2 separate regions of the Mus musculus genome follow, and region 2 is linked to region 1. A link is a loop called in an ENCODE intact Hi-C map of the cell type or tissue named here. Cell type or tissue: left cerebral cortex. All regions are shown on one strand.

Region 1 (2,500 bases):
CTTCAGACAGACGGACAGAAAACCCAAGTGAGATATACAACGCAAACAGACAACACACCGAAATACACGCTAACCTTTCCAGGAAAGAAAAAACGTAGGTGAAATTTAACTACCCTGCAAAAGACAGCTTTATAAAGGTTTCTCCCAGGCAGCCATTTAGCAAATGACACACTCCGGAGAGCATCGGCGCCCCCCTTCTCCCACTTCCTTCAAGCTCACCATTGCCTGGGGAAGGGGGGCGACACCTATTCTTGCCTAACAGTGGGCTTCATCCCCCCACGATATTTACAAAGAAGAAAGGAAAGCAGCAGCGTCCACTTTTATGCAGGCAGATCCTCTCCAGAGAGGCCCACCATCTATCTCAATAGGTCTGCATTTCTCTCTTAAAAGGTAGACGAAGAAAAAGAAACAAACAAAAAAATCAATCTGGCAGGCCCCGAGCAGCGACATCCTGTTTATCATTAAACATTTTTAGCAGCGGCTCCGGGTGCCGTGAAAACACCACCCCGCTTCCCTCAGCCGAACCCACCCGAGCCGGGGCGGCGCTCGGCCTGCGGTTCCGGGCGGCCTCGGGGTCCCGCGTCCCCCACCCCGGCCGACAAGGCCGCCGTCCCCGGGCGCAGGAGAGCCCTCGGGCTCGATCCCGACCCCGAGCCTTGCCCAGCCCCGCTCGGCCCGCCGTCCTCCCGCCCTGGCCGCGAAGACACAACAATGGCGAGCTGGGGAGCGCCGAGCAGGCCGCCCAGGCCGCAGCCCCGCGCCCGCCGCAGCGCACCGCCGCGGAGACAAAGCGCAACCCCGGCCTCTGCCCTGGCCCCGGCCCCGGCCCACCTGGTCTGCGTCCGCGCGCGACGGGCCCGGGCGATGGCGGTCGGGCGGCGGCCGGGCGCGGGGGCGGCGGATGGCGGCGGATTGCGCGGCGGCGGCGCGGGGCTCGGCGCTCTGCGCTCCTGCCTCTGCCTCCTCCTCCTCCTCCCGCTCCTCGGCGCTCGCTGGAGCCTCGGCGCTGTGGCTCGCCGCCGCCTCCCGCCCGCGCTCGGCTCCCCGCCCCCCGCCGCCGCCGCCTCCGCCTCCGCGCCGCCCCCGCCCGCCGCCCGCACGGTGGCCCGCGCAGCGCCCCCTGCTGCGTCGCCCCTGTCCCGGGAGGGAGGGCGGGGGAGAGGAGGAGGGAGAGCGCGGGGAGCGAGCTGGGCCGCGGTGCAGAGGGGCTGCGGAAGAGAGGGACCTAGATGGAGAGGAGGCTCGGCTGGAGAGGGGACGCGGTGGAGAGGGACCTTGATGGACAAGGGGCTTACGTGGAGAGGAGGCCGAGGTGGAGAAGGGGCCCAAATGGAAAGACCTTGATGAAGAAGGGGCCTAGGTGGAGAGGGACCTTGATGGAGAAGGGGCCTAGGTGGAGAGAGACCTTGATGGAGAAGAGGCCTTGGTGGAGAGGGACCTTGATGGAGAAGAGGCCTTGGTGGAGAGGGACTTTGATGGAGAAGGGGCCTAGGTGGAAAGGAACCAGGAGAAGGAGGAAGCCCTGGTGCAAAGAGGCTGCAATGGAGAGGACGGCTCAAATGGAGAAAAAGTAAAGGAACTGGGGGGAGAGGGGGATCCCAGTAGCAAGATACATGGATGGAGATGGGGTCCCAAATCAGAGGGGTCTTCATGGAGAGAGGCTCCTGGTGAAGAGGAATCTCAACGGAGAGTGGATCTGGTTGAAGACCACCCCCACCCATGGAGAAGGCCTCCTCCATGGGTGGGGGAGGGGCTCTTGAAAGAAGCAGACATAGACTGGGAGGGGACCCCAGGGAGAGCTCTGGGGTGAGAATGCAAAAGGGTGGGGAGAATGGGGAGGACTCAGCACCCTAAAAGGCAGGGGATGCAGACCTGAGAGGGAGGGGGGCTCAGAAGAGGGACTGAACTTGGATCCTGCTCCCACCACCCCCAGAGCTCTAGAGCCTCTTGACAGACAAACCTGACAGCCTGACAGTCCTGACCTGTTAGAATGTGTGGAGGGAGAGGGGGATCCCAGTGGCAAGATACATGCAGGAAACACGCAGAAGTGGTACGGCAGAAGTGGTACGGCAGAAGTGGTACGGCAGAAGTGGTTCGTTGCACCATTCCACAGCAAGGTCTCCCTTCCATAACAAGTGCACCGTATAGACACTTCACCTTTTTTTGTTGTTGTTTTATTTTGTTTTGTTTTTCAAGACAGGGTTTCTCTGTGTATCCCTGGCTGTCCTGGAACTCACTCTGTAGACCAGGCTGCCCTCAAACTCAGAAATCTGCCTGCCTCTGTCTCCCAAGTGCTGGAATTAAAGGCTTGCACCACCACTGCCCGGCCACTTCACCCTTTTTAAAACATGACATAAACCACCCCACTTGGGTGTGTATTCGTGTGAATGCAGAACAAAAGGCCTGGGAGAGAGACTGGCTCCCTTCGAGGTTACTGTGCAGTGCTAGGTTCTCCTTATCTATTCCAGATATCCTAGCAATTAAAAATAACATTCAAGAA
Region 2 (2,500 bases), 48 kb before region 1:
CCTCCAGGCTCCCTGCCATTTCCCTCCTTGGCCAAGCCTAGGGCAGGTGCCCAACAAGGCTCTACAACAGAGCAAAAGGAAGACACTAAACAATCGCCACGGTGGATATAGGAAGCCCACCAGTGTAGAAAAGGAGACAGTTGCCAACCAGGCTGCTAGCACACAGAGGCAGGCAAACGCTGAGTTCAAGGCCAGCCTGGTCTACAGAGTGAGTTCCAGGACAGCCAGGGCTACAGGGAAAAACACTGTCTCAAATTTAAACAGGAAAAAGAAAAAAAAAGGAAAAGAATATTAATGACTTCTGACTTGACCTTTGAGAAATGGTCTTGGCCTCCCAGAACCAAAGTGGGATCTTAGGAGACAAGGAGGGCTGCGTGAAGGACACACCATAGGAGGCAGGCCAAAGGGAAGGAGACACACTGACTGACCCCTGTGGGCCAATCATGCATAAACAATATGGAAGCTGTCAGAGGAGACCTCAAAGCTCCAAGTGCACTCTGGGAGCAAGATGTGCTGCGGATATTGACACCCAAAATGCCAAGCCAGAAACCACTGCTGATGTTAAGATAAAAACAGCCATGGGGAGATGCCTCTGGTTAATCACAATCACCTGACACTCCAGCCCCAGGGTCCCGATGCCTGTGTCCTCTGCAGGCACCTGCAATCTCGCAGGCACACACACGCACACACAATTTTAAAACAATAAAAATAAAATCGTAAGGGAATTCTAGTACAATGTCGGATTTTCCAAAGAGCATTAAGTAAAATTAGTCCAGTGGAAAGGATGAGAGAGAGGGGGGGGGGAGGCAGAGTGAATGCAGGCAACCTGGTGTGCACACACCTGCAGCACGGCTGCAGTGCACTGCTGAAGAGGCTGGCCTCTGAGAGTTTGTGCTTAACAAAGATGAGCCTTCAGTGGTATCCCACAAAAGCTTTACAGGGTGCCACACCTGCGACCATCAGTGGGAAATTACGTGCAGACATTTAAGGAGCAGACAGTCGAGCCTTGATGCATGCTGACCGGTTCCTGCATGCTGTCTTGAATGGGCCTCATTCCCGCTGCTATGGAAACCAGGAACTGCTCCTAGCACAGTGTCCGCCAGGCAGCAGCACTAACAAGCCTGTGTGGGGCTGAGAGCCCCACGCTAGGAACTGGAGAGAGGGGACTCACCACTTTGACCGGCCATCCTTCACAACATCCTCCTCATCTTCATCATCACTGAACTTCAGTTTCTCGGAATAGTCCACTTCCTCGTGGAGGCCTGCAACGGCAAGGACAGCTCCAGTGCATCACTGTGGTGCCCCATCTGAGCCCAGGGGCTGCTTACCCTGCCCAATTGCAACTCCTAAGAGAGCCCTAGGTAACAGCGATGAGCCGGGCAATACTAACCCTCCCACACACAGTGTTAAGTCAGGAGAAAAAATTGAAGACACCCTCCTTATATAGCCCCCAAACTCATGGTTTTTGAGTTCTTCGGGTGCTGGGTTTACAGGTATGCACCCCACAACCAGCCTGAAAACTCGAATTCAAGGCAAAAGAAAAGGAAAGCAGATGGGGCCTACCTCTGCTGCACATACACTCTGTCAGAGACTGCTGGTGTCCCGTGCCCCACATCCTGACTGGCACAGGCAGAAAAAGTGTCCATAACTGACGGACAAAACGTGGTGGTGGGTCCTTACAGCACCCAATATTATTGGGTTGTAAATGAGTGTGGGTGACTGGGGAGATGTTCACACGCTCTCCCATATACACATGCGCGTGCACACACACACACATAAAAGTAAAGGCCTCCACCCACACAGATGTCTGCAATGTTATCAAGACACTAGCAAACTGAATCTGAGCACACAGAAGGCCATGCATGTGCCGTGCTGTCAAAACAGAGAAGGGAAGTCCCATGAAAATGTGCACGGGGTCTACCCACTTACCCACGGAGACTCACAAAACAAAACCCACAAATGCTCAGCAAACTAGAACCACAAGGGGATGTCACTGTCCTGAGAGTTAGCATCACTCCTCTGGGTGACACACGACCTTAGCACTACTCTAGAAACACCACAGCATACAACAAGAAAAAGCCATAAAAACTGGCAGAAAAGACAGCTGGGGTGCATCTCACACTGAAGCACTGCTTAGCATGCCTGAAGCCCTGGGTTCCATCCCCAAAACCCCAGGAAAAGAAATCTAATTCATGTAAGACAATTTTATGCCTGTCTATTTTTTTTGGAACAGAGTCTCACTATGTAGGCCTAGCTGTCCTGGAACTCTCAGTGTAGACCAGGCTAGACCCACCTCCCAAGTGCCGGGCGGGACTAAAGGCTCGTGCAGCCACCACCCCAGGCTTGTGAAGCTGCTTTTTAAAGGAGCAGCACTGTAACTGAGTGGCAGAGCACCCGCACAGCACGAGCAGGTCCTGGGATTGCGCTCCAGCCCCATAAAACCAAAGTATCGTCATTTACAGGTGACACAGGAATTCACACAGAAAATCCTAGGTCAACA

What was found. A loop is a pair of places that touch in the nucleus more often than their neighbours do. Peaks named below come from ENCODE experiments on the same cell type or tissue, not always from the same donor. Only the 100,000 strongest peaks of a DNase experiment are listed, where the experiment ranks them.
Region 2: it touches region 1 in a loop (1.9-fold over the local background); 12 of 42 quality-filtered maps call a loop at or near these places.

Annotation. Positions count from the first base shown.
Region 1 is chr2:32,149,623-32,152,122 of GRCm38, reverse strand. It overlaps Prrc2b (proline-rich coiled-coil 2B), which reads right to left and starts at 975. Exons shown (of 32, transcript NM_001159634.1): 1 at 832-975. In left cerebral cortex, a CTCF peak has its summit at 1,144 (motif pointing left); DNase peaks (open chromatin) are centred at 153, 688, 951 and 1,222; H3K4me3 peaks cover 1,652 bases; H3K27ac peaks cover 1,618 bases.
Region 2 is chr2:32,197,763-32,200,262 of GRCm38, reverse strand. Prrc2b (proline-rich coiled-coil 2B) reads right to left here. Exons shown (of 32, transcript NM_001159634.1): 10 at 1,172-1,262. Among named protein-coding and RNA genes, the nearest start is that of Gm22192, 23 kb to the left of the region's middle. In left cerebral cortex, a CTCF peak has its summit at 1,102; DNase peaks (open chromatin) are centred at 1,047 and 1,840.